Linked DNA regions of Homo sapiens: all the other regions are linked to region 4. A link is a contact called in ENCODE Hi-C or POLR2A ChIA-PET data. All regions are on one chromosome and are shown on one strand. The core of a region is the stretch at or near the end of the contact, and the rest is flanking DNA. Distances in the headings are between cores, read along the strand shown.

Evidence for each region. Hi-C counts contacts between places; a loop is a spot of excess contacts on that map. ChIA-PET counts read pairs that join two places held with the same protein, here RNA polymerase II (POLR2A). Pooled maps may share reads with other maps.
Region 1: a pooled map shows a loop between it and region 4 (4-fold over the local background). The contact joins the promoter of CLUAP1 here to the promoter of GLIS2 in region 4. A Hi-C loop is called at or near these places in 5 of 50 pooled maps.
Region 2: a loop to region 4 is called in a pooled map, with 4 times the contacts of the local background. The contact joins the promoter of EEF2KMT here to the promoter of GLIS2 in region 4. A Hi-C loop is called at or near these places in 5 of 37 single-sample maps with no recorded cell type and 9 of 50 pooled maps. POLR2A ChIA-PET finds 5 or more read pairs at or near these places in 2 of 52 experiments (A673 and activated CD4-positive, alpha-beta T cell).
Region 3: a loop to region 4 is called in a map of sciatic nerve, with 16 times the contacts of the local background. The contact joins the enhancer-like site here to the promoter of GLIS2 in region 4. A Hi-C loop is called at or near these places in 1 of 168 maps with a recorded cell type or tissue (sciatic nerve). POLR2A ChIA-PET finds 5 or more read pairs at or near these places in 1 of 52 experiments (activated CD4-positive, alpha-beta T cell).

What each region holds. Positions count from the first base shown.
Region 1 is chr16:3,495,318-3,502,482 of GRCh38, forward strand. CLUAP1 (clusterin associated protein 1) reads left to right here and starts at 5,687. Exons shown (of 12, transcript NM_015041.3): 1 at 5,687-5,772. The coding sequence starts at 5,751. It overlaps C16orf90 (chromosome 16 open reading frame 90), which reads right to left and starts at 172. Exons shown (of 3, transcript NM_001080524.2): 1 at 59-172. The coding sequence starts at 104. It also overlaps the pseudogene RPL18P12. RefSeq lists enhancers at 5,372-5,421, 5,542-5,921, 6,429-6,946, 6,947-7,165.
Region 2 is chr16:5,092,157-5,099,217 of GRCh38, forward strand. It overlaps EEF2KMT (eukaryotic elongation factor 2 lysine methyltransferase), which reads right to left and starts at 5,639. Exons shown (of 8, transcript NM_201400.4): 1 at 5,488-5,639; 2 at 3,296-3,358; 3 at 1,328-1,408. The coding sequence starts at 5,583. RefSeq lists enhancers at 3,217-3,769, 5,258-5,883 and silencers at 5,320-5,479, 5,650-5,779, 6,090-6,629.
Region 3 is chr16:4,823,820-4,830,815 of GRCh38, forward strand. GLYR1 (glyoxylate reductase 1 homolog) reads right to left here. Exons shown (of 16, transcript NM_032569.4): 6 at 2-88. Among named protein-coding and RNA genes, the nearest start is that of GLYR1, 20 kb to the right of the region's middle. Within about 2 kb of position 5,297, at least 6 of the 41 ENCODE cell types and tissues checked have a DNase peak (open chromatin) inside an H3K27ac peak, as active enhancers do.
Region 4 is chr16:4,310,802-4,317,888 of GRCh38, forward strand. It overlaps GLIS2 (GLIS family zinc finger 2), which reads left to right and starts at 5,266. Exons shown (of 7, transcript NM_032575.3): 1 at 5,266-5,453. RefSeq lists silencers at 1,613-1,844, 3,807-4,101 and enhancers at 3,381-3,893, 3,894-4,406, 6,528-7,087.

The DNA.
Region 1 (7,165 bases), core at 4,437-6,936, 820 kb before region 4:
CCCAGGTGGGGACAGAAGCCTATCTCTCTTCCTGCCACTCCTCCCCACAGCCCGGCACCTTCTCTTATGTGCAGCTCAGAAAATGCACAGACCAAGGCTTCCATGGAGGGCCAGTGTGGTGGGGAGGAGCAACCAGGACTTGGGTGCAGCAGGGCCCTGCTCTCCCCTGCCTAGGGGGTACATTGGCAGGTCTCCCCTGGCAACTGGTTCTTATGACATCACGGGGAAGACTCCCAGCCTTCCTGGACCCCTAGTTTGGGAGAGGACAGTGCCCAAGGCAAGGGCAGGGTGAAAGAAAGGCATGGGAAGGGGCCAGAACCCTGGGGGAAGTCCCTGGTCCCTCTGGCTGGGGTCAGGCCACATAAAACAGACAGCTCTGGCAAACTGGAGAGTCCTTCTCTCAGGTGATCTCTTGGGGCCAGCTTCCTCATCTGGGGTGGGAAATGAGGGTTCAGGAGTACAGACCTAGGAAGACCTAGGTCGGTACTTTGAAAATGCTGAAAAGGGGCTGGGGGCGGTGGCTCATGCCTGTAATCCCAGCACTGTGGGAGGCCGAGGCAGGCTGATCAGTTGAGGTCTGTGGGAGGCCGGGGTGGGCGGATCATGAGGTCAGGAGATCGAGACCATCCTGGCTAACACGGTGAAACCCCGTCTCTACTAAAAATACAAAAAAATTAGCCGGGCGTCGTGGCGGGAGCCTGTAGTCCCAGTTACTCAGGAGGCTGAGGCAGGAGAATGGCGTGAACCCGGGAGGCGAAGCTTGCAGTGAGCCCAGATCGCGCCACTGCACTCCAGCCTGGGCTGCAGAGCGAGACTCCGTCTCAAAAAAAAAAAAAAGTTAAACATTCATCTTTCCGGACCTGGCCAAGCAGGAAGCGCCATCATGGGAGCTGACGTCCGCCACAAGAAGGACCTAAAGGTTCGGCGCAAAGAGCCCAAGAGCCAGGATATCTAACTGAGGCTGTTTGTTGGTCAAGCTGTACAGGTTACCGTCCAGACGAACTAACTCCACATTCAACCAGGTTGTGCTGAAGAGGTTGTTTATGAGTCGCACCAACCGGCCACCTCTGTCCGTTTCCCGGATGATCCGGAAGATGAAGCTTCCTGGCTGGGAAAACAAAACGGCCGTGGTTGTGGGGACGCTTAACGGATGACGCGAGGGTTCAGGAGGTGCCCAAACTTAAGGTGTGTGCGCTGCCCGTGACCAGCCGGCCCACAGCGGCATCCTCAGGGTGGGGGCCAAGATCCTGACTTTCGATCAGCTGGCCCTGGACTCCCTCAAGGACGGCGGCCCCGTCCTACTCTCCGGTCTTCGCAAGGGCCGACAGGTGTACCGGCATTTCGGCAAGGCCCTGGGAACCCCACACAGCCACACCAAACGCTATTTCCGCTCCAGGGACCAGAAGTTCGAGCGCGCCAGAGGCCTACGGGCCAGCCGAGGCTACAAAAACGAACCCTCTTATTAAAAAGATTTTGGATGCTGACAAAAAAACAAAAAGTTAAAACATTCAATTTTCTCTTGTCACAGACGACCTGATTTTTCTTTTTTTCTTTTCTTTTTTTTTTTTTTTAAGATGGAGTCTCACTTTGGCGCCCAGGCTGGAGTGCAGTGGCGCGATCTCGGTTCACTGCAACCTCCGCCTCCCGAGTTCAAGAGCTTCTCCTGCCTCGGCCTCCCCAGCAGGTGGGATTACAGGCACCCACCACCACGCCCAACGGATCTTTGTATTTTTAGTAGAGACAGGCTTTCGCCATGTTGGCCAGGCTGGTCTCAAACTCCTGACGTCAGGTGATCCGCCCACCTCGGCCTCCCAAAGTGCTGGGATTACAGGCATGACCCACCGCGCCCAGCAACCTGATCTTGTATGTAGGAAATATTAAATAATTCATACTTGAAAAAAAAAAATCCTGAACCTAGTAGAGCTTTTTCAGAGCTAATGAAGTTCAGAAAAATCTCAAGTCATAAAATCACCACACAAAAATTAATTGTATTTCTAGATACTAGCAAAGAATAAAAAGAATAAAATAGGAATACATTTAACCAAGGAGGTATAAGACAACTCTGAATACTATAAAACATTGCTGAGAGAATCTAAAGACTTAAATAAATTGGAAAGCATCACATGTTCATGGACTGAAGACTTAATATTGTTAAGATAGCAACACTCCCCAAAGTGCTCAGTACAATTCTTATCAAAATCAAAATGGCCTTCATGTAGTGTATTAGGCTTCTCCAGAGAAATATAGTCAGCAGAATGTATATAGATATTTACAGAGAAAATATTTATTAGAGGATAAATAAATCTCCTTATATAATTTTTTCTGAGATAGGGCCTTGCTCCATTGCCCAGGCTGAAGTACAGTGACATGATCACGGCTCACTGCAACCTCAACTTACCAGGCTCAGGCAATCCTCCCACCTTAGCCTCCCAAGTAGCTGGGACTACAGGTGTGCACCACCAGGCCTGGCTAATTTTTTAATTTATTTTCATTTTTTAATTTTTAATTTTTTAAATTTTTGCTGATGGAGATCTCACCATGTTGCCCAGAGCTAGTCTTGAACTCCTGGGCTCAAGTGATCCTCCTGCCTCCACCTCCCAAAGTGCTGGGGTGATAGGTGTGAGCCGCCGTGCCCAGCCAAGAGAAGATTTATTAGGGATATTGGCTTATGTGATTATCCGGGCTGAGAAGTCGCACAATATGCTGCCTGCAAGCTGGAGAACCAGGAAAACTGGTGCTGTAATTAAGTCTGGGTTCAAAAGCATGAGAATCTGGGTAGGGGTGGGGGTGAGGGCTGGTGTAAGTCCTGGTGTCCAGAAGTCCAAGAACCAGGAGCTCCAATGTCCAAGGGCACGGGAAGAAGGATGTCCCAGCCCATGAAGAGAGTGTGAATTCACCCCTCCTCTGCATTTTTGTCATAATTGGGCACCCAGCAGATTGGATGATGCCCACCACACTGGTGAGGGCAATCTTCTTTTTTTTTACTCAGTCTAGCAATTCAAATGCTAATCTCTTCTGGAAACGCTTACACAAGCACACTGAAAAATAATGTTTTACCAGCTATCAGGCATCCCAGTCAAGTTGACACACAAAATTAAGCATCACAAGCAGAAATGGAAAAGCTAATCCTAAAATTCATGTGAAATTACAAGGGAGCCCAAATAACCACAACAATCTTGGAAAAGCAAATCTTCAGAAATCAGAAACACGGCTGGGCATGGTGGCTCACACCTGTAATCCCAGCACTTTGGGACACTCAGGTGGTCAGATCACCTGAGGTCAAGAGTTTGTGACCAGCCTGGCCAACATAGGCGGGCGGATCATGAGGTCGGGAGATCCAGACCATCCTGGCAAACACGGTGAAAGCCCGTCTCTACTAAAAATACAAAAAAATTAGCCGGGTGTGGTGGTGGGCGCCTGTAGTCCCAGCTACTTGGGAGGCCGAGGCAGGAGAATGGCGTAAACCCAGGAGGCAGAGCTTGCAGTGAGCCGAGATCGCACCACTGGCACTCCAGACTGGGTAACAGAGCGAGACTCCATCTCAAAAAACAAACAAACAAACAAACAAACAACAACAACAAAAAAAAGTGAAAAGACAACCTATGAAATGGAAGAAAATATTGGCAAATCATATATCTGATAAGGGTCTCATAGGCAGAATATATAAAGAACACTTACAATTCAAAAACAAAAGGATGTTCAACCCAATTTTGAAATGGGCAAAGAAAATGAATAGACATTTTTCCAATGGAAATATACAAATGGTCATCAAACACGTAAAAAGATGTTCAACATCTTTAATCATCAGGGAAATGCAGGCCGCGTGCGGTGACTCACGCCAACATGGCGAAACTCCGTCTCTACCCAAAATACAAAAATTAGCTGGGCGCGGTGGCGCGCGTCTGTAATCCCAGCTCCTCCGGAGGCTGAGGCAGGAAAATCGCTTGAACCCTGGAGGCGGAGGTTTCAGTGAGCCGAGATTGTGCCACTGCACTCCAGCCTGGGCAACAAGAGCAAGAGTCCATCTCAAAAAAAAAAGTTCAAGTTGATCAACATCCTTTCAAGCCCTTGGCATTGTCAAGAGTTTTTTGTTGTTTTAGCCATTTTATCTAGATTTAATTTTTAGGTTTTTAACGTGTTACCTGATATTTTAGCCAGTTTAATAACTTCATAGTGATATCTCATTGTGGTTTTAATATGCACTTCTCTAATAATAGCCTTGATCATCTCTTCATTTGCATATTAGCCATCCATATATCTTCTTTTGTGAAGTAGCTTTTAAAATGTTTTCTCCATTCTCTAATTAGACTGTTTCTCATTATTGAGTGTTGAGAGTTCTTGATACATTCTGGATACACGTCTCTTTATCAGATATGTGTTTTGTGCATATTTTCTTCTAGACTGTGGCTTATCTTTTGTTTTTCTTAATAACACGTGAAGCAACATTTATGGGAGGCCATTGTTTTGGAGCGAGCTCCTGCACAAGGTACCAACGGACCAGACCAAACCAGAATGGAATCGCTAGTGCAAGGTGCCACGTAATCAATGCGAACTTAGAGACAGGCCAGTCTGCCAAAACACAGAAGATTCACTGCAACCAACAAAAGGGGCCCTGTCCACCTAGGCTGGCATAAGGAAGCCCCCTCTGCTTTAACCCAAAGAAATGCATCTGAAATAACCTGATGCCAACCAATCGCTTTGTGCACTACGCTGTTTCCTTGTTCCTGCTCAAGCTACCTTACAAAACCCGGCTGCTGTGCCACGCCTGGCGGGGCATCTCCCCATTTCACACGTGGAGGCCGCCCCTTCCTGCCGTCTCCTCGCGCCCCCATGCAGAGGCTAGGGCTGCCGGGACCCGCGCGGCGCGAGCGGCTCAGGGCCCCTTTCCGGCCTGTTGTGCAGCCCGAGCCGTCTGCGCGTGCGCGAGACCGAGGCCTGGCCTGCCTCTGGGCGCCCACAGTGATCCCGTCCTCCGCTCGGCAACCAGATTCCGACGAGGAGCGCGCTGTGCCTCGGACGGGGGAAGGCGGGCTTCCTGAGTATAGTGCATTTTTTTTTTTTTTTTTTTTTTGAGACAGAGTCTCGCTCTGTCGCCAGGCCGAAGGGCAGTGGCGCGATCTCGGCTCACTGCAACCTCTGCCTGCCGGGTTCAAGTAATTCTTCTGCCTCAGCCTCCCGAGTAGCTGGGATTACAGGTGTGCGCCACCACGCTTGGCAAATTTTTGTATTTTTTGGTAGAGACGGGGTTTCGCCATGTTGGCCAGGCTGGTCTCGAACTCCTGACCTCAAGTGATCCGCCCGCCTCGGCATCCCAAAGTGCTGGGATTGTAGGCGTGAGCCCCCGCGCCCAGCCAAGCATCGTGCATTCTTTATAGAAATGAGGGGGAAATAAGCAATATGGAAAGCGCCTAGCGCAATATCAAGCACGTAGTAGGTACTCAGAACCTGTCACCCAGCGCGAAACGTCCGCAAAGCGTGTAAACAGACGCCCAGAAGCTGGGAAGCTTGCAGCCCTCATAGACGCCGGTATCGCCACGCCCTCTGCCCTCGGCGTCTCAGGAGCGCTCTCTGCCGGCCCGCTCTCCCCGTGCGTATGCACGTGCCGCCGCGTCTTCGCTTCGCTTTTTGTTTGTCCCTGACCGTGCGCCGTCCAAGGGTCCATTGGTTGCCATAGAGATCGTCGAGCGCTGGGCCTGTGATCGCTGAGGGGCGAGCAGTTGCGACCCTGGGCTCCTGGGGACCTGAGCGTTATGTCTTTCCGCGACCTCCGCAGTAAGGCAGCCCCGCGCCCCTGTGACCTGCGGGTCTTCCAGAGATTCAGGGCTCCCGCCCGCCGGGTCCCCTGTGTAGGCGATCCCTGAGGCTTGCGCTGCCGGAGGCTCCTTTCGGGCCTCTGCGCCTCAGGGACCGCCTGACCCGCGGCTGCAACCCGGCCGAGCGTCCCAGGCCCTTCTTCGGCCATTTCTAGCGAGGATGGAAAGTTCTCTATCTGCCACTGGCCGCGTGTGGCTCAGAACGCTTGAAATGTGGCTAGTGCAGATGAATAACTGAATTTTTAAGTGTAATTTATTTCTGTTTGTGTAGCTGCATGCCGCTCTTCGCTACCGTATTGGAAAATGCATGGAGAGTTTAGAGACTATTTTTTGAGTTGGGTTAGCTTAGCGCTTAGAAAACCGAACAGCAGGCCGGGCGCGGTGGCTCACGCCCGTAAGCCCAACACTTTGGGAGGCCGAGGCGGGCGAATCACCTGAGGTCGGGAGTTCGAGACCAGCCTGACCAACATGGAGAAACCCCGTCTCTACTAAAATTACAAAATTAGCCGGGGGTGGTGGCGGGCGCCTGTAATCCCAGCTACTCGGGAGTCTGAAGCAGGAGAATCGCTTTGGAGGTTGCGGTGAGCCGAGATCGGGCCATTGCACTCCAGCCTAGGCAACAAGAGCGAAACAACATCTCAAAAAACAAAAAACAAACCAAAAAAAAAACAACCAGCAACGAAACCGAGGAGAGGAGGCTGGGTGATAATCATTGCGGCTAACATTTTTTGAGTTTTAACGATCTGCCAGGGCCCGCTCTGTGTTATGCGCATTTCATTTTAATCATCTGAACAACTCTGTGCCCCCTGTATTTGGTAGTGAGGAAACGGGCACAGAGAGGTCAGGTAACTTGGGCAGGTGATACAGGCGGTAGGAGGTGGCACTGGGGCTTGAATTCAGGTTGCCTGAACTCCAGACATCCTGAACTCCATCTGCATCCTTTCTGCAGGGCTGGTAAGGAGAAGGGAGCTCGAATTCCTTTGCTAAGAGGGTGGGGAAGTGGAAGAACGAGGCTAAGAGTGTTGGTTACGGCTGGGCGCAGTGGGTCACGCCTGTAATCCCAGCCCTTTGGAAGACCGAGGCAGGCGGATCACTTAATTTCAGGAGTTCTAGACTAGCCTAGCTAACATGGCGAAACCCTGCCGCTGCTAAAAATTCAAAAAATTAGCCGGGCATGGTGGCGCGCGTCTGTAGTCCCAGGTACTTGGGAAGCTGAGGCAGGAGAATTGCTTGATTCCGGGAGGCAGAGGTTGCAGTGAGCCAAGATGGCACCACTGCGCTCCACCCTGGCCGACAGAGTGAGACTGTCTTTAAAAAAAAAAAAAAAAAAGGAAAGGTAGATGATGATTGCC
Region 2 (7,061 bases), core at 4,389-6,888, 780 kb after region 4:
AAATTCACTTGGTAGGGAAACCTGGATGGGAGGGCCTTGAACCAGAGGTGTTGGGAGGGTAGGGTTAGGTGTAGTCTAGGGCAGGAGACAAGGATTCCGTGAGAGTTGCCAGGTGACCATGATAGAGAGCCGTGTTTGGATCAAACACAGAGAGGAGGAAAACAAAAGGTGCTTTTAAGTGAGCCCAGGCAGAAGTGTGAGGGCGGCCCATGCTGCAGGCTGTGGCTGTCAGCAGGCCGCTTCTCCACAGCTGGCCCCGTCCTATGATTCACAGGGCAGCAGCAGAGTACACTGGGTGACTGCTGCCCTCTCCTGGTGGCACAGGGCAGACCTGCTGGTGACCACAGATGCATGCTTCTGGGGAGGACTAGGGAGAAAGCAGGTATTGGAGAAGCAGGGGATTGTTTATTTGCTAAAAGTGTGGCTCTTTCACTCAGCAGGTCTGCTACTGCCTACTGAGGAGGCCTCTCGACATCCTCATGTCAAACCCTGCATGTTCGGGCGCATCTTTAAAATCCATCCTAGGCCAGGTGCGGTGGCTCATGCCTGTAATCCCAGCACTTTGGGAGGCCGAGGCAGGCGGATCACCTGAGGTCAGGAGTTCGAGACCAGCCTGGCCAACATGGTGAAACTCTGTCTCTATTAAAAATAAAAAATTAGCCAGGCATGGTGGCGTGTGCCTGTAGTCCCAGCTTCTTAGGAGGCTGGCATGACAGTTGCTTGAACCCAGGAGGCAGAGGTTTCAGGGAGCCGAGATTGTGTCACGGTAATCCAGCCTGGGCAACACAGTGAGACTCTGTCTCAAAAAAATAAATAAATAAGTAAAAAATAAAATTCATCCTTTATCAGTCAGGAAAGAGCTCATTCCAGCAGGATTAATGCAGAGAATTCACCAGAGGAACTAGTTCCGAAGGTATGGCAAGAGCTAAATCTTCCAACAGGGGCCTGTGGGGCAACCCAGAGACGGACAAGAGCAGGAAACTCCAAACCCTTCAGCGGGCAGGACAGAGGGTGCGGGTGAGGGTTCCAGTGCTGTGGGCTGGGCCAGCCTGGTAGGAATGAGAATCCATATGCTAGGAGCTGGGGCCCCAGAGGAGCAGCTGCCGTGGAAACCCCAGGAGGCAGAGTGAGGGAGAGATGCTGGCCTCCCCTTCTTCCCGCCCTGCACTGTCTCCCATGGGTCACATGTGGCTGCAGCCAGTTGCCTGGGGAGGCCCCTGCCATGCTGGGGTTTGCAAAGCAGGCCCAGGGCCTGGGAAGGACGGGGGCTCCAGCACGCAGGTGGCTATGCTGTCCGGCTACTGGGCGGACACTGCCCATAACTGACCTTTTTGATGAGTTCTGAGAGAAAGCACCGGGCATATTTGACGGACGGCGGGTGCTTCACACACACAGGATGCTTCACAGTCTACGGCAAAGGACAGAACGTTGGTTGCTCGAGAGCCCGTCTTAAGTCTCCTATGAGCTTCAAGCCAACACAGCAGAGGGCAAACTCCAGGCTACCCGATCCCTCAGCAAAGATGTAGATGGACACAGCGTTTTGGCCCCATGCATCTGAAGTTTGTCTTAAGATATAAGCTGTTTCCTAAAAATGCTTCCACTGCAGTGGCACAGGCTATGGCAGCATTTCTAACGCCCATTCTGAGCAGGAACACAGGGCATGTGGGCCCAAACCGCCTCCCTCCCAGGGGAGCCAGTGTGAACCAGGGTTTGCAGTAAGGACAGTCGCCAACGGTCTGGCTCTATGGAAGAGGCGGGAAGGCCCACTCGGCAACTGCTCTCTTGGAGTGTGTGTCCCTGGGGACAGGATGGAGGGGACGGGACGCTCCGGGTGACACTCCAGCTAAAGCCCAGAGAAGCCAAATGCAGGATGAGCAAGTTCTAGGCAGTGGGAACAGCTGGTGCAAGCTCTGAGGTGGCCACAGCCTGGCACTTGGAAAGGAGGGCAGAGGGACTGGTGCAGCAGGAGTGGGGACGGCGGGAAAACAGGAGCCTGGAGGGAGAGGGAGGAGACGGTCCACAGTGCCTGCTGGCTGGGAGGGATGCAGATTCTGCCCAAGGGCAGCAAAGTACCCCACGCAATACACAGGCTCTTCAGGCTGGTGCTGGTTTTTCATTTATTCTGACACAGAGTCTCGCCCTGTTGCCCAGGCTGGAGTGCAGTGGCCCGATCTTGGCTCACTGCAGCCTCTGCCTCCTGGGTTCAAGCGATTCTCCTGCCTCAGCCTCCTGAGTAGCTGGGACTATAGGCATGTACCACCACGCCCAGCTAATTTTTGTATTTTTAGTAGAGATGGGTTTTTGCCATGTTGGCTAGGCTGGTCTGGAACTCCTGACCTTAGGTGATCTGTCCACCTCAGCCTCCCAAAGTCCTGGGATTACAGGTGTGAGCCAGTGCACCCAGCCTTGTGCTGGGTTTTAAAGCAGCTCTCCCTACATTTCATGCTTCACCACCTACGAGAGTGAGGCTCAGGGTGAAACTCAGAGCAGGGTGCGAGATAACTTCAGGTATCTCCATGCTCGAAGCCCTGGTATTGCCCCGAAAGTTTTCCCTGCTGTGGCTGTATCTTTTCCACATGGATAATCTTGGTTCACCTCTAGCACAGGAATTCTTCACCGGGGCTCCTAGGATGGGCTGGGTGGGTGGGGGTGGAGGATATCTGCCTCCTGAGTTTGTATGGAAAATGTATTCTTCTGGTGCACTTCTTTCTGCGAGGGAGTCTATTGCTTGGTCTTTTCAGAAGGGCTCATGGCCCTTCGAACGTGAAGACCCAGGATGCAGGGTGATCTGCACTTGGCCCTCAAGGCCAAGGTCAGGCTGTGGCTGGGCCGGGTGGTGATCCTGCCTCTCACCTGCAGGCAGATGCACTTGAGTCCAAACCCCACCCTGGGCAAAGCAAGGGCCCATTTAGGTCTAGAGGAGACAGGAGTGGGCAGGACAGGCCTCATGAAAGCAAAAAAGAAAGTCTCTGAACATCAACCAAATGCTAGAAGCTGTTTTGCACCTGTCATCTCTGTTTTTGCTGTGGATGGTTTAAAAAACATTCCCTAGATTCCCCCCTCTCATTGCAGGTTTTTGTATATTCTGAAGTCTTTGTCTAAGTCTTAAATAGAAAACGAAAGCGCTGGAGCTGTCAGAGGTGCTGACACCCACCTGCAGTGCTGACTCAATGGTTTTGTTTTTTGAACAGGGGTGTTTTTAAAGGGTACAAGCACACCTGCAGTTCTTCTCTCAGGTCTTCTGGAGAGATTCAGGAGGCAGGGTCATGAGTCCCAGGGACTCTGGGATTCTTACCTTGTGCAAAATATCCCGCAGCAGCTCAGAATCTGATGAGTCTCTTAACTTTGCTTCTAAGCTCTGTGTGGAGGGGAAAGAGAGAAATCTCAAGGGCGCATTCACAGGAACATTAAACACGCAATAGAATGTGTTGGCAAAGCGCTGTGTGATCCCTCCCTGGGGACGTGGAGCCAGTTGGAAGTGGAAGCCACAGCGGCTGAAAGCCTGACATTCAGATGTCGCAGGGTGCACCTGGATGAGTCACAGGAAGAAGGCTGACTTTTGGCCACATTAGTCCTGGCTACTTAGCGGCCACCCGGGTCATGGGCCAGCTCCCTGGTTGCACTGCTCAGCCAGGAATTACCAGGGCAGCCATGGCACCAAGGTTTGATGGGCTTGCCATCTAAGTGGAGATGCAGAATGTGCCCATACCAGCCTGAGTTACATTATCCTCTTACAGGGGCCTCAAGCCCAGCAGCGAGCCTTGGCTCCCGAGTTAGGCAGACTGTCTCGGCTGGTATGTGACACAGGGCAAGGCACTTCATTGCTTCAGAGCTCCCTCCATGCCATAAAAGGCCCTACAAGACCTGGTCCTAATCCCTCTCTCTGGCCTGTTCTCCCTCACCCCTGGCCCACCCTGCTCACTCCACTCCAGCCACACTGGCTGCCTTGGTGTTGTTCCTCAACCACAGCTGGCTTGTTTCCACCACAGGGCCTTTGCATATCCTGTTCCCCAAGCCCTTCCCATGGCTGGCTGCTTCACCACTCAGGCCCCAGTTCAAATGCCACCTCTTTGGGGAAGGCTTCCCTGATTCCCTGACTTTGGTGACTCTTCTTCCCAGTTCCCGCATTCACTATTTCCCTGTTTTATTGGCTTTAAAGCCACTGTCATCTGGTCTTTTCTTGTTTATTTATTTGTTTATTCTCTGGCTCTCCCATGCAAGCAGAGCCTCATCTGTCATGGGTACTGCTGATCCATGGTGCCTGGCTCACAGAAGGCATTTATTAAACATTTTGAGACTGAATAAAAACACTAGCTAACACCAACATGTATTTACCATGAGCCAGGCACTGATCCACAGGCTTTTGTACTCAACCCTGACAACAACCCTAAGAGGTAGGTATCATTATATCCCCCATTTTATTAATAAGAAAACAGCACAGAGAGATGCAGTCACTTGCCCAAGGTCACACAGGGCCAGGGGCTGGGCCAGGATTCGAAGCAGACAGGCTGTCTCCTGGGTCTGAACTCTCAACTACTGCACCCTAATCAAACAATCCCTCTGGTCAAATGTGAGTGGTAATAATAGTACCCACCTCGTGGGTGTTGAGGGTGAGCCCAAGTTAGCATTCAGCGTGGGCATGTGAACAATTACAGTCAATACTGAATGGAGACCTATGATGCTTTTATGAAGGTTTCTATTTTGGGTTAAAAATGCACGAATTTCTCTTGACCAGAAATGATCTCTGAGTGCAAATATTTTATGTCAATGGAATAACGCAAATGATTAAGCAACACCCCATAAAATGGGGCAGACCCAGGGAGGAATATATATCCAAACTCACTCATCCCAGTGAGCTCACCGCACATGAATTACAAATGAGGCCGGGTGCATTAAGCCCCTCTGCTGGCAGAAGGGAGGCTGCTGCCTGCCATGGGCCTGTGCTGAGAATGGCAGGTCCCCAGGGCGAGGAGAGGCCACCCCCTTCTCTGTCTCTTCCATCACAGGCGTGACAGCCTCAGAGCATGAGCCGATTCTGTGCAGTGCTCAACATACAGATGAGAATACTGAGGCACGAGGGACAGCCTGTGACCCGGTCACCGCGCTCAGGAGGACGTGGTTACCTGCGGTCCTGACGGCGCTGACTTTTTAGAATGGGCGAGGGCAGCTGTGTCCCAGTGACCAGAACGATTACTGCCTTTAAAAAGTCGTGAAAATGATCGTGAACTGTACCCCACACCGAGCGCGCGTCTGCCCCCCAAGGCTGTGGAGACGCCCCCAGCTTCCCCCGCCAGCTCGCGGGGCAGGAGGGGTGCGAGCGACTCTGGCCAGGCCCCAGGGACGGGGACCGGGTCGCGCGGCCCTGACCGGCGGGAGCCCAGGAACTCACGTGGCGGGAGCGCCAGGGGCTTCAGCACGGAGACCCGTCCCGTCTGCCCCTGGACTCCCGCGAGCCCCGCGGGCCTCTCCGCTCGCCCCGCCGCCCACCTGCCAGGGGAAGGAGCGCAGTGTGCGTGCCGCCAGGAAGCGGCGCTCGAAACTCTGCAGCAAGAGTTCGGTCCCCGCGTTCTCCTCGGGCGCCATGACGTGGGCGGGGCCGCAGCGTTGCCGGCAGACCGGGCGGAAGCCCGGCCTGGACTGAAGAGGGGGCGGGCCCAGGGCAGTGAGCGGGGGCAGAGAGGGGGCGGGGCCCGGGGGTCCCCCGGGGGTCAGGAGGAACGTCGTGGGGGCGGACTCTAGGGCGGGGCCAGGATGATTGTTATGAGGGCGGGGCCTGGGGTGGGGCCAGGATAAGCGTCGTTGGGGCAGGTCCTGGGTAGGGGGCAGGTCCTGGGTAGAGTCCAGGTTGGCGGGTCCTGGGGCGGGGCCAGGATAGGGCGATCCTGGAAGCTGGGCTTCAGAAGCGTCCAGGTTGGTGGCGTCCTGGAGGCGGGGCCTTGCGTGGGGGCAGGATAAGAGTCCTGGAGGCGGGCATTAGGGCAGGGATAAACGCCATTGGGTTCAGGAGGCGAGACTCGGAGCAGAGCCCAGGAGACAGGTCTTAGGGCGGCGCTAAGGCCAGACCCAGAGAAGAGCTCAGGAGGCGGGGCCGGGGCGGGGCGTTGACTATGTCGTAGCACATGGCCAGGCGGTGCTCGGACTCTGGGAGGCGGAGCTTAGGACGGGCCGACGTGGGGAGGGGCCCAGGGTCCGGGAGGCGGGGCCGAGTCCGGGCTGCGGGCTGCGCTCAGGAGGCGGGCCCTGGGAGGCGGAGCTTAGGGAGGGGCCGGTGTCGGGAGGGACCCAGGGACTGGGAGGCCGGTCGGGGCTGGGCTCAGGGGCCGAGACCTAGCTGGGCTTGGGGCGGGGCCGAGACGGAGCGAGGGGTCCAGGGCGTGGGAAACGGGGAGGGGTTTGAGGAGGGGATCGGAATGTGGCTCAAGTTCGGGAGGCGTTACCTGTGGAGGGTTTGAGGCAGGCCCAGCAGCGAGGCCACGGTCTGCCGACGCGGGGCCAGGGGCGGGCCCCAGGATCCGGAGCTTAGGGCGGGGCCGAGTCCGGGTTTGGGGACCGGGAGGCGGGGCCGGTTAGGGCGAGGGTCCCTGGGATCGTCGGGTCAGGCCTTGGGCCAACGTAGGCACTCTCGCAGTTCCTCCGCCTTCAGGAAGGTCTTTTTGGCAGGGGCCCTACGGGTGCGCGCTTCGGTCCTGGAGGCCTTATCCAAGCCTCCTCTCCATCAGCGCCACCCGTCTGGGGTCCGAAAGGAGGGAGCTTTCCCTCTGTCCCCCAGCCTTTGGACTGTCACCAAACAAGCCATTCGTTCACCAAATACTTATTAAGCGCCTACCAGGTACCTGACAAGGGAGATGTAACGGTGAGAAAAACTAGGTGTGGTCCAGGCCCTCCAGGGGCTCAGGGGCTCGTGGAAGAAGTGGACATTGAAGTATTTATCACACAAATGAGTATAAAAGTACAATAGCGATATCTGCCACGAAGGCGAGCAGACAGAGCTAGCGGGGCTTGCAGGAGGAGTTTTGATCTTGCAGGGACAGGAAGGAGGAGTTAGCTCCTGCGGGGTGGGA
Region 3 (6,996 bases), core at 4,047-6,546, 510 kb after region 4:
CCTCGCTTGCGGTTGGCTGCCATTTAAACGCGGCCATCGGTCCGGCCATCATCCCCTTCACGGTACTAGACTCCGGGATGGTGAGATCCTATAGAGGGAGGGGCAGGGCATTTTAAAATCACATTCAAACCCCAACAAAACCCCTTGCAAGCTCCACAGTCTAAGGGAAAGTTCAAGCCAATCCCCAACCACTGTTCTGATGACCGTCCCTCGGGAGAAACAAGCCAGTTCTTCCCATTAACACAAAGTGAGTCTTTCTTCTCAATTCTGGAAATAATAAAATGTGTACTTATGTCTAAATTTCACAAAGATGGAGGTAATTAGAAAGCCCAAGTACGATCTGCAGTACTGTCTGCAAAGTTTCAGAGTAAATGCCTTATGGTGAATACCAAACATTAAGAAACAGTTGTGGTGGCTGGGCGTGGTGGCTCATGTCTGTAATCCCAGCACTTTGGGAGGCCGAGGCAGGCAGATCATGAGGTCAAGAGATCGAGACCAGCCTGGCCAACACGGTGAAACCCCGTCTCTACTAAAAAATACAAAAATTAGCTGCACCTGTACTCCCAGCTACTCCAGAGGTTGAGGCAGAAGAATCGCTTGAACCGGGGAGGTGGAAGTTGCAGTGAGCCGAGATTGCACCACCGCACTCCAGCCTGGAGACAGAGCAAGACTCCATCTCAAAAAAAAAAAAAAAAAGAAAAAAAAGAAACAGTAGTGGCTTCAGAAGGAATCCGCCATATTTCAAAGAAACGAATAAAACCACATGGGGCTGATGAGATCTGCCCACATTTTACAGCTATCATGACAAAGGCAGAATTAAACTCCAGGGTGGCCAGAGCCCAAGAGCCTGAGTTCTCCTGAGACGGACACAGGAGGACATGGTGAGATGAGAAGCTCCTCTTCATCGATGGCCCGGCTCACCTTCTTCCTGGGCAAAGGGTCCTCTTTCCAGTTTTAACACTGGTCTGGTCCCTCTCGACTGCTCTGATGTTACCTTGCACTCCCTTTCCCCAGTCACTCCCTTCCAGCCACAGTGGCCCTCTTGACACCCCCTGCCTAAACTACTCCTGAGGTTTTCTCAGTCTTAGAAAACGCCTGCTCCATTCTACTAGGCCGATATCTTTAGAGCCCTTCTTGACCCCTCTCTTCTCTAATCCACTGACAATGAATGGGGCTTTACAGTTGGCGATCTGCCCAACCCCTTCTTCTCACCATCCCTGCTACTAATACCTAAGCTCAGGCCACCTGGACAATTGCAAAAATAAATCTCCCTGCTTCCACTCACAGTCTAGTCTCTACACAGCAGCCAGAGTCAGCTACCAAAAGGGCCAATCAGATTATGATGCTTCTTTGCCTTAAACTGCCTTCCAGTCTCACATAGTAAAGCTACGGGCTTCATGAGCATGGTCTACAGGGAGGGTCTTGCAAGTTCTGCCGTCTCCCACCCATCCCACGCCAATCTCCAACCTCAAGTCCTATTTCTTCCCCCGTCACTGCTCTCTAGCTCGTTAGCACCCTGCTGGCTTTCCCCCCCGCACCAAACACACCAAGCATGTGCCTGCCCTGGCACCCTTGTGCTACTTGGAACGTTCTTCTGACAGTTATCTCCTTGGCTCAGGCTCGCTTTGGGACTCTGCTGAAATGTCACCTTATCAGAGTGGCTTCACCTGACCTCTTTTTATGTTTGCCCATAGAACATGATGCTGATGTGGATTATAATGAGAACAAATGCCTTCATAGGGCTTACTATGTGCTAGACATCACAATAAGTCCTATTTTATACATACATTCTCATGTAATTCTTGCCCCTTCATGAAACAGAATTATTATCATCTTCTTTTTTTTTTTTTGAGACGGAGTCTTGCTCTGTAGCCCAGGCTGCAGTGCAGTGGCACAATCTTGGCTCACTGCAACCTCTGTCTCCTGGGTTCCAGCGATTCTCCTGCCTCAGCCTCCTGAGTAGCTGGGACCACAGGCGCGCGGCCACCATGCCCAGCTAATTTTTTGTATTTTTAGTAGAGACGGGGTTTCACCATGTTAGCCAGGATGGTCTCGATCTCCTGACCTCGTGATCCGCCCGCCTCGGCCTCCCAAAGTGCTGGGATTACAGGCGTGAGCCACTGCACCCAGCCCTATTATAATCTTCTTTTACAGAATAGAAAACTAAGGCACACAGAGCTTAAGTAACCTTGCTTAAGGTCACCGAGTCAGTCACTGGTGTGGTAGACACAACTTATTTATTTATTTGGAGGCATAGTCTAGCTGTCACCCAGGCTGGAGTGCAGTGACTCAATTATGGCTCACTGCAGCCTCAACCACTTGAGCTCAAGTGATCTTCCCACCTCAGCCTCCTGGGTAGCTGGGACTACAGGTGTGTGCCACTACGCCCAGCTAATTTTTTATTTTTATTTTTTGTAGATGTATTATTTATTTGCAATTATTTGTTTTCTGTAATTTCTAATTTTTTGTTTTTATAGGGTCTTGCTATGTTGGCCAGACTGGTCTCTAACTTCTGGCCTCAAGTGGTCCTCCTACCTCGGCCTTCCAAAGTGCTGGGATTATGGGAGTGAGCCACTGTGCCTAGCAGACTGACAGAATTTGGCTCCAGGGTCTGTCATATTAGAAGCACATCCTAGAAAAGCAAGAACTCTGCCAGTCTGGCCTACTCTACAACCCATGCTGCCATACAGTCCAGGTTCAATTCTTACTGAAGGAGCCTCGTCTGACTTTTATGCTGCTTTCTCTCCAGGCATTTGGCCTATAGGAGAATTACTCAATAAACATTTGTTGAATGCAGAGGTTTTTGGGGGAAAAGAAAAGGCCCAGCCCAGAGCTGCCCAAAAGAATATTCTGCAATGATGGGCGTGTACTCCATCTGCACTGTGTGATAGAGCAGGCGCCAGTCAAGCGTCACTGTGGAGCATCTCACACAATAGGGTGATGGAGAAGCTGCATTTTAATGTGCATTTAATTTCAATTTAAATGGCCAATTGTGGCTGGGGCAGCACAGCTGTCTTGGGTGGTGCAGCCCTAGGACTCACCTAAGGCCACAATGACCCAATGGAAACAAGGAGGAGGCAGCTTGTAACTCTCAGTTTGGCACTAAGGAAGGGCCCCAACTCCTAAACTTCTGCTCCTCGTGTGAGTATGGGATTTTGGGAGAGTCACAGAACTAACAGCGCTACTTTGATCTGGGTGGGCTGTGCCCAGAGTTCATCCCCAGAAAGAGGGTAGGTGGGCGCTGCTGGGGTGCAGCTCTTACATGCAGGTCCAGACGCAAACCCAGCCTTTCCCTGCCTGCCTCCGCCATCAAGGTCAGCTTTTTCCATTAATCCTCACGGGGCAGGAGATTATGTCCCGGAATGGCACTCAGCTGGGCTTTGCCCAGTTATCAGCCTATGTGACTGCTCAGTGTTTCTGAGAGGAGCTCGCCAGCCAAATGACAATTACTATAGCAACACACACACAAACACCCTCCTCTGAGACTACGGGATGTATCGCATTTAAAACACACCAAAATTCCAAAGCCCAGGCACCGATTCCCTACCTGTCTGAAGGTGCTGAACTGAAACGGCTATCTGTCCTGTACCACATGCCAGCTCTGTCCTCTCCTGCTCATACGTCCTTTCACTATGGGCCAGGTGAAGCACAAAGAACAGGCAGGAAGGACACCTCGAAGGGTCAATAGCAGCTAGAGCTCCTGGACCACAGACACACCTCGTTTTATTATGCGTTGTTTTATTGTGCTTTGTAGGTGTTGCACTTAAAAAAACAAACAAACAAACAAACAAAAAAAACGGGCCAGGCACGGTGGCTCACGCCTGTCATCCCAGCACTTTGGGAGGCCGAGGCAGGTGGATCATGAGGTCAGGAGATCGACACCATCCTGGCTAACATGATGAAACCCCGTCTCTACTAAAAACACAAAAAATTAGCCGGGCGTGGTGGCGGGCACCTGTAGTCCCAGCTGCTCCAGAGGCTGAGGCAGGAGAATGGCATTAACCCAGGAGGCGGAGCTTGCAGTGAGCCGAGATTGCGCCACTGCACCGCAGCCTGGGCGACAGCACGAGACTCCGTCTCAAAAAAAACAAACCAAAAAACCAAAAAACCAAAAAACGAATTGAAGGTTTGTGGCAACCCAGTATCAATCAAATCTATGGGGGACATTTTCCCAACAGCATGTGTTCACTTTGTGTCTCTGTCAGCATTTTTTTTTTTAAGCAATGAAGTATTTTTAACTTAAGGCATGTATATATATATATTTTTTTGAGATGGAGTCTCGCTCTGTCACCCAGGCTGGGGTGCAGTGGCGTGATCTCGGCTCACTTCAAGCTCCGCCTCCCGGGTTCACGCCATTCTCCTACCTCAGCCTCCTGAGTAGCTGGGACTATAGGCGCCCACCACCATGCCCGGCTAATTTTTCGTATTTTTAGTAGAGACGGGGTTTCACCGTGTTAGCCAGGATGGTCTCCATCTCCTGACCTCATGATCCGCCCGCCTCGGCCTCCCAAAGCGCTGGGATTACAGGCGTGAGCCACCGCGCCCGGCAAAGGTATGTACATTTTAAAAAGACATATTGCTATTGTACCACTTAATAGACTACAGTATAAACCTAACTTTAACATGCAATGGGAAACCAAGACGTTTGTGTGACCTGCAATGATCTGGAATCGAACCTGCAGTATCTCCAACGTATGCTACACTACTCCCCAGATTAATAATTCAGACCCAAGGGCTGTCTGCAGTTTATTGGGAGCTCGTGAGACGAGTTCCTGTAAGCCTGGGCAGTGGCCTCTGGGGTTCTCACTGTACAAACGGCCAGTGTCTGCGAAACAAACCTAAAGAACTGATCAAATGCCTTGTACACAGGCACTGTTCTAAGTGCTGTGTCCATGTCACTCATTTAACTAACACAGTGAACCTAGGAGGCACGTACTGTTGTAATTCCTAACGATGAGACAAGGAAACTGGGGCAAAGGTGCTTTGCTAAGGTCCTATATACGTGATTCAAACTCCAGGCCCTCGTCATAACCTCTCCTTTGTACTTCCCTTTATCCAACGAGAAGGTATTTCTTTCCAGGGTGGCACAGGCACCGGTGAGATGCATGGCTTCACATACCAGACAATATCAATTTGGGAAATAGCATAAAATCTGACAGCCCAGATTCCTTTTGGATTCCAGGAAATAAACTCAGAAGTCACATTACATTTTTTGTGGGTCAATTTAGATCATGTTCCCTATAAAGTTCTCTCTGCACTGCAGCTGGCAGCTTTTCCAAACCTTGGGCTGACGGTATGCAGGGACAGCACTGCCACCCTTGCTCTCACCACTCCCTCAGCCTGAGGTCATCTAACAGTGAGAAGGGCTGTCTCTCACCAGAGGCCTCACACTGGCAGCCCACAGAGATGTTTCTATGGCCCCAAGACATATTTTTGAACTAAGCACATTTAAAATTGGGATATTTCACATAAAAACCTGTATTTCCAGCTTCTCTCTTTTTTTGGAGATAGGGTCTCACACTGTTGCCCAGGCTGGAGTGCAGTGGTGGAATTGTAGGTCACTACAGCCTTGACCTCCTGGGCTCAAGTGATCCTCCCACCCCAGCTTCCCAAGTAGGTGGGACTACAGGTGTGTACCACTATGCCCAACTAGTACTTTTTGTTTCTTTTTTTGTTGTTTTTTTTGAGACAGGGTCTCGCTGTGTCACCCAGACTAAAGTGCAGTGGCATAATCTTGGCTCACTGTAACCTCCACCTCCTGGGTTCAAGTGATCTTCTCATCTCAGCTTTCTGAGTAGGGGGGACTACAGGCACACACCACCAACCCCAGCTAATTTTTAATTCATTTATATTAAATTTTTTTTTTTCTTTGAGACGGAGTCTCACTCTGTCGCCCAGGCTGGAGTGCAGTGGCGCAATCTCGGCTCACTGCAACCTCTGCCTCCTGGGTTCACGTGATTCTCCTGCCTCATCCTCCCGAGTAGTTGGAATTACAGGAGCGTGCCACCACACTCGGGTAATTTTTGTATTTTTAGTAGAGACGGGGTTTCTCCATGTTGGTCAGGCTGGTCTCGAACTCCCGACCTGAGGTGAACCACCTGCCTCGGCCTCCCAAAGTGCTGGGATTACAGGTGTGAGCCACTGCACCCAGCAAAAAAAATTTTAATAGAGATGGGGTTTCCCTATGTTGCCCAGGCTGGTCTAGAACTCCTGGGCTCAGGGGATCCTCCTGCACTGGCCTCCCAAAGTGCTAGGATTACAGGTGTGAGCTACCATGCCTGGCCAATTTTTTAGTTTTTGTAGAGCTAGTCTTCAACTCCTAAGCTCAAGCAATCTGCTCACCTCAGCCTCCGAAAATGCTGGGATTACAGGCATAAGCCACTGCACCTGGCCAACTTTGTCTTTTTTTTTTTTTTTTTTTTAAGGGAAAGGCTCTTACTATGCTTCTCAGCCTGGTCTTGAACTCCTGGGCTCATGTGATCTTCCTGCCTCAGCCTCCCAAAGTGCTATGATTGCAGGTATGAGACACCACAACTGGCCTTCCCAGCTTCTCTTGAGAAAAAACAGACAATTTGGCAGAAGCTGGCTAGAACCCTGTGGACAGAGCATGACCTCCCCAGACTCCCTGACCATGGCCAGCCCTGCTGCTCTGAGCACCAAGGCAGGTCAGCTGGGGTGCCTGGCACCCGTGCCACTGCTTCTTAGGTCCAGTCAGCTACAGTTGCTTCCATTACCTGCCTGGGCTCGCTGGTGTCTGAATTTTTGAGCCTTGATCCAAGGTCTAATGTTCCATCATGGCCTCGTCACCCAACTGTTGCTGCCAGCCATCTGGCTTCTGTTCTCTTTATCCTGCTGTTGACAATCCTACCGCGTTCCTGACACAGTCCCCTTCACTTTGAAATTCTTCTCTGTGGCCTTGTAAGACCGGCCCCAAATCTTGTCAGCAAGAAGGCGAGAGAGGCACTCTCACTGCTTTATCTCATCTTGCTAGCTCCT
Region 4 (7,087 bases), core at 4,016-6,515:
TCACGCCTGTTATGAGGCTAAGACAGGAGGATTGCTTGATCCCAGAAGTTCGAAACTAGCTTGGGTAACATAGTGAGACCCCTGTCTCTACAGAAAATATGAAAATTAGCTGAGTGTGGTGGCACATGCCTGTAGTCCCAGCTCCTTGGGAGGCTGAGGTAGGAGGATCACCTGAGTCTGGGATGTCAAGGCAGCAGTGAGCCGTGATCGCACCACTGCACTCCAGCTCGGGCAATAGAGTGAGACCCTATCTCAAAAAAAAGAGAGCTTAATAATCTGTTGGAGCTGGGCGCGGTGGCTCACGCCTGTAATCCCAGCACTTTGGGAGGCCAAGGTGGGTGGGTCATGAGGTCAGGAGTTCGAGACCAGCCTGGCCAACATGGTGAAACCCCATTTCTACTAAAAATACAAAAATTTGCTCGGTGTGGTGGCGTAGGACTGTAATCCCAGCTACTCAGGAGGCTGAGGCAGGAGAACCTGGGAGGTGGAGATTGCAGTGAGCCGAGATCATGCCACTGCACTCCAGCCTAGTCGACAGAGCAAGACTCTGTCTCGAAAAAAAAAAAAAATGAATGTGAACCTAGGTGATGTTCAATAAATGTTTACTGGTAAAGGATTAGGGGACCAAGTTCAGCCCCCAAAGTGTATCTATCAGCGATACTCAGGAAGCACTGACAACATGCCAGGCCCTGGGCAGGACCTTGCAGGGGGAGGGACAAAGCAGACAATGTCCCTCTCCTTGGGGATCTTACCGTCTAATAGGAGAGACCATCCTCCCTCCAAGAGGGGCCTACTCTGAGAGGAGGACGCCCAGCACAATGGCAGGGAGGGGGGACATGCCTCCATGCCTGTTGTTCACCTAGAAGGAGAAATGGGGCCTGGCTCTCCTGCAATGGCAGCTGCTGCCTCCTGGAAAAGCAGAACCTAGAGAAAACAGCTCAGAGCCTGGCCTTGTTGGCTGTCTCCACTGCCTGTCCCCCACCTCGACAGCTACCTGATGCTCCAGGGAAGTAGTGGGTTAGAGAGCACAAGCTTTGGATTCAGACTGCAGACACATGGAGACTGCAATCTGGACTATGCCTCCTACTAGCTTATACAACCCTGGACAAGTTAGTGAACTTCTTTGTGCTGTTGTCATCCATATAATGAAAATGTCCAGTAGAGAGAAAGAGCTGGGGATGGCTCACACCTGGAATCCCAGCACTTTGGGAGGCTGAGGCAGGAGGATCACTTGAGACCAGGAGTTCATGACCAGCCTGGGCAAGATGGCAAGACCTATCTCTAAATATTATTATTATTTTGAGACATATTCTCACTCTGTCACCCAGGCTGGAGCGGCACAGTCTCAGCTCACTGCAGCTTCCACTTCTCGGGTTCAAGTGATCCTTCTGCCTCAACCTCCCAAGTAACTGGGACTACAGGCCAACACACCCAGCTTATTATTATTATTATTTGAGACAGAGTCTTGCTCTGTTGCTCAGGCTGGAGTAGAGTGGCGCTATCTTGGCTCACTGCAACCTCCACCTCCTGGGTCCAAGCGATTCTCCTGTCTCAGCCTCTCCAGTAGCTGGGATTACAGGCGCACACAACCACGCCCAGCTACTTTTTGTATTTTTAGTAGAGACGGGGGGCTTCACCATGTTAGCCAGGCTGATCTCAAACCCTGACCTCAGGTGATCTGCCCGCCTCAGCCTCCCAAAGTGCTGGGATTACAGGTGTGAGCCACCGCGCCCAGCTATTATTATTTTTTTTAGATAGGGTCTTGCTCTGTCACCTGGGCTGGAGTGCGGTGGCATGATCATATAGCTCACTGCAGCCTTGATCTCCAGGGCTCCGGTGATCCTTCCACCACAGCCTCCCAAGTAGCTGGGATTACAGATGTGTGCCACCAGGCCCAGCTAACTTTTTATTTTTTGTAAAGAGATGTGGTCTCTTGGGAGGCCGGAGCGGGTGGATCACCTGAGGTCAAGAGTTCAAGACCAGCCTGAGCAACATGGTGAAATCTCATCTCTAGCAAAAATACAAAAAATTAGCCGGCATGGTGGCGAGCGCCTGTAATCCCAGCTACTTGGGAGGCTGAGGCAGGAGAATCACTTGAACCCAGGAGGCAGAGGTTGTAGTGAGCCGAGATCTCGCACCATTGGACTCCAGCCTGGGAGACAAGAGCAAAACTCTGTCTCAAAAAAAAAAAAAAAAAAAAAGGTCTGGGGTGTCATTATATTGCCCAGGCTGGTCTCAAACTCTTGGGCTCAAGTGATCCTCCCACCTTGGCCTCATAAGAGTGTTGGGATTACAGGCGTGAGCCACTGTGCCCGCCCTGTCTCTATTTATACAAATAAAAATAAAAGTAAAAAAATAAAATGTCTGGTAGAGAAAAAGAACTGGTCTGGAAGTGGCTCACACCTGTAATCCCAGCACGTTGGGAGGCTGAGGTGGGAGGCTTGCTTGAACCCTGCAGTTGGAGGGAGGCTACAGTGAGGTAGGATAGAGCCATTGCAGTCCAACCTGGACAAGAGAAGGAGACCCTGTCTCTAAAAAAATTCAAAGAAAAATAAAAAAAGAAAGACTGGTCTTGCCAAGAACTGGAAGTTTCTTTTTTTTTTTTTTGAGATGGAGTCCTGCTTTGTCACCCAGGCTGGAGTGCAATGGCATGATCTCAGCTCACTGCAACCTATGCCTTCCAGGCTCAAGCGATTCTCCTGCCTAAGCCTCCTGAGTAGTTGGGATTACAAGCACGCACCACCATGCCCGGCTAATTTTTGTATTTTTAGCAGGGATGGGGTTTCACCATGTTGGCCAGGCTGGTTTCAAACTCCTGACCTCAAGTGATCTGCCTGCCTCAGTCTCCCAAAACGTTGGGATTACGGGCGTGAGCCACCACGCCCAGCCAATTTTTAAAAAATATAATAGAGACTAGGTGGGAGGTGGGGGTCTTGCTATGTTGCCCAGGCTGGTCTCCAACTCCTGGCCTCCAGGGATCCTCCCACTTCGGCCTCCCAAAGTGCTGGGCTTACAGGTATGAGCCACCGCGCCCGACCGATAAACATTTTTGCTAACAGATTTAAACTAGCGTCTCCTGTACCTTTTTTCTACACACCTCGACCCCAGGGCTGCAGTTCTGCCTGCCTGAGGTCGGATGCGGTCGGCTGCAGGGCAGGGCTCCGGGCTGAAGCGCAGCGATTCCCGCCGCCGTGAGGGGGCGCTCTGCGGGCCTCGGCCTCGGCCCTTCCGGACGCCCGCACAGGTCGCCGGACCCAGAGAGTCGGCCCTTAATAGCCCCCTCCTGGAAGCGCTAGGTCCCGAAACTGGCCTTCCCCCGGGGCCCATCTCCCGGCTAATGTTTAACCCGGCCACACTCCACATTATCCACACTCAGGAGACCGGGGTGAGGTGAGGGTGGAGGCTGGGGGAGGTCACCTCCAAATCGCCAACTTCCGAGCCTTTGCTCCAGGCAAACGGCCTTCCTACATCCCTTCCAGGTATCAACCTACAGCTCCTGCGCACCTACTATGTGCCCATTTCCACAACAGGTCATGAGCACCTAATATGTGTTCATTAGACCAAAACATGAGCATCCATTACGAGTCCACACCTACTATGTGTGCATTCACCCACAACGTCCTGAGCACCTACTATGTGTGCATTCTCTTAAAATGCAATGAGCATCGATTGTGTGTCCACATAACCCATGAGCACCTGCTATGTGTCCATCTGGGCACCAGCCCATGAGCACCTACTATGTGTGCATTCTCTTAAAATGCAATGAGCATCGATTGTGTGTCCACATAACCCATGAGCACCTGCTATGTGTCCATCTGGGCACCAGCCCAGGAGCACCTACTATGTGCCAAGCCTTGTGCCTGCCATGGATGCCTTGTGATCAAGAGCCACGTGCTTCGGGCTCTGGCGGGGACCGCAGCATCAAATGCACGAATGAAGACGGACTTAAAACCAGCGTCAGATGCCTCACCTCTAGGGGATGCTGATTCTGGGATGCCTTTTTCGTCTCCTAGGCTCCTCAAGGCCAACTGCGCTGGGAAGAGGGGGTGTCCAACAGCAGGAGGGCTGTTTTTTTGAACTACAATTTGCCAGCATACAGCAGAGCAGCAAGAAGATAACAGGGCGGGGGGCACGGGATTAGCCCAAACAAAACACACTCAAGAACGCGAGTCTGTGGTTCAACACGAGGCAGAAAACAGCTGGGCCGGGTGCGGGGCTTCTCCCTCGCGTGTATCCGCTCACTGCACTCGCTGCCCTGGCCGCGGGCGCCGCGCAGGGTGCTGATGTCCAGGAGGGATCTAGACCTCCCGCGGCGCTCGGGCTAGTGGACGCAGGTGGTCCCAAATGCTGGGACCAAGCTAGGAACCAAGCGGAAGCTCGGATTGCTCGGCATCGGGCCTCGTCGTTATTCTACCGTGAGGGAAACTGAGACCGAGGGCACGGCAGGGAGTCGCCCGCCGTCTCACCAGCGTGAGGGGTTGCGCCGGGCCCCGAAAACTGGTTTGCGCCGCCCGGCATCGGGATCCGGGACCTCTGCCCGCCGGGCGCTGCCTGCGCGTTCCTGGAACTGGGCTGGGCGGAGAAATCAGGGCCCGCAGAGAGGCATTCCTGCCGCCTTCCCCGCCGCCCGGGGCCGCAGGGGGGCCTGGCCAAGGTGACCCCGCGGGAGGAGGCGAGGGGTCCCCGCCCGCTCCGCCGCCGCGACCTCCTCCATCTTCCCGGTCTGCGGGGCTTTTCCTCTGGGCCCGCGCGCCCGGCCCCCTCCTCGGGCTTCCCCGAGGGCGGGACGTCTCGGGCTCCCCCGCCCCCCCAGGCCACCTCCCGGCCGTGTCCTAGCGCTGCCCTCGGGCCGGGGGCGGGGCCGCGGGGGGGGGGTGGCGTGAGGATGGGGCCGAGGAGGACGCGCGCGGCTCGGCGCCCCACTTCCCTCCCTCACCCCTCCCTCCCGGTGCCCGCTCCCCGCGGCCGCGCCGCCCTCCCTTCCCCCTCCCTCGGCCCAGCGCCGGCTCCCGCCGCCCCCTCCCCCGACGCGCACGCCCCGCCTGGCAGCTGGCGCCCCGGGCCTGGGGCCGCAGCGGTGAGAGGGGTTTTGCTGGGAGGGAGGGAGCGAGCGAGCGAGGGGAGGGGTGGAGGCCGCCCCCCGCGCCCCTCCTCCTCGCCCTCCTCCGCGGCCGGCGGGCCCTCCTCCCGCCGCCTCCCTCCTCCCTCCTCCCGCCCGCCCGCCCTCCCTCTAAGACATCCCCGCACGGCCCGGCCGCCGCGGCCACCTTCCCTGCCCGAGCTGCAGATGTGGCGGAGCGGCCGGGCGCCGGGCGGCCGTGCCAGGGGAGCCCGCGCCCCGTGAGGCCTCGCGCCCCGGCCCCCGCCCGTCCCGGCCCCTCCCCCGCTCGGCTCCCCGCGCCCCCCGACCGCCGGAGCCCGCAGCCCGGATCCCGACCGCCCCCGCCGCTGAGGTAGGAAGCCCCCCGGGCGTCGCGCCGTGGGGACCGGGCCGGGGCGGGGGGGGGGGGGCCCGCCTGTCGCGCCGGGGCTGCGGGGCCCGAGGGTCTCCTCCCCCGCTCGCGTCCGCGCCCCGGGCCATTGTGAGCCCTCGCCGAGGCCCCCGCGTTCGCTCGCTCGCTGGCTCGCGCGCTCCCTCCCTCGCCGGCTCCCCGGCCGGGTCCCTCGAGCTCTCGGTCTTTCTTCTCCCTCCTTCCTTCCCTCCGTCTGGAGGCCGGGCCGAGCAGCGCCCGGGCCCGGGGCGGGCGCAAACTTCAGCTGGGAAGTTGGGCGGCCGCGGTGGGGGGCGTGCGGCGAGGTGAGAGGGGGGTACCCGGAGCCTGGGCATGAAGTTGTCCGGGGCAGCCGCCCCTCCTCTCGGCCGCGCCGGGGCTGCTGCTAGGAAGGGCTTTGGAAGGTGCCTCCTCCCTTGGCCGGGAGAGTCTCCCTCCTGCTGCCCCTCGCAAGCCCGGGTCCTTCCTTGGACCTCGGGAAGGGGCGTCCCTGGGGGGTCAGGACTGGGAGTTTGGGACAAGTCAGGCACTTGTTACTCCCCTGCGGTCCGGGTGGACGCAGGCGACCGGCCTGGCAGGGAGGAGATGGCAAGGGGTCCATACTCGCCGGAGGGCGGGTCTGGAGCGGGTGGAGGAGGGGGCGAGGCAGGTGCATCCCGAGGGAGGAGAAGCACGCACAGCTTCCCCGCTGGCCCCCTGGGATGGGGCTGGAATCCAGGCTGGCACCTGGAGGCCTTGGCATGCTGCCCTGCCCAGCAGGGTACTCGGGCCACAGCAGGGCAGCGTGCAGCCTGTCTGCCTGTCCAGGAGGGCCCGCCCAGCCTGGCCAGAGGGTGGCCGGGAAGCAATGGTTTCAAGGAGTTGCCCAGCCCTGCCCTGGGGCCTGGGAAGCTGGAAGGGATGCTGGGAGGGGCCCTGGGCCCCCAGCCATCACAGCCCAGGATCTTGGCTCTGGAGGGAACGCTTGACACTGAGGGGGCAGCCAGGCCGGCTGGGGACCTGGCCAAGGCCTGGGCTTGGTCTGGGCCATGGAAAGGGCCTGGGCCATGGTTCTTGGAGGCTGGCACCCTGGGTAGTAGGCCGCCATCCTGCGTGTCCTGGCATCCTGGAGGGAAGGTGGGGCCAGCCTGCGGCTGGGGAGGAAGCCCAGAGACACTGCGCTTCGGAGGGCCTTCCAGCCCCCGGGCTCAGGGGAGGGGAAACTGGCCCCTTGGGTCACCCCTCCCCAAGCCCCATTCTGGTGCCACAGTGCCACAGCTGTCCAGGCCCAGCCCACACACCCATCCCGGGTGACCTCGGACCTCCCCCTCTGCTTCTCCTTCTCCCCAGAGCCCAGGCTGGGCCTCCTAGCTGGCCTGGCCTGCACAGGGGGAGGGGCTGCACCTGGGAGGCCCCTCCCAGGACACCCTTTGCCAAGCTCCAGCCTGGCCCATTTCACTGCCCACCTCCAGCTCAACTTGGCCCTGTCTGCAGCCAGCCAAGCAGGAGACAGTGCCAGGGACTTGGGATGGTGTTTTGGGGGGTGTGCGGACCCCTTGGAAGCAACCCTGTTTTTCTTAGCCTTTCCTCCTCCCCCTCCTTTCCGGAGCTGCCAT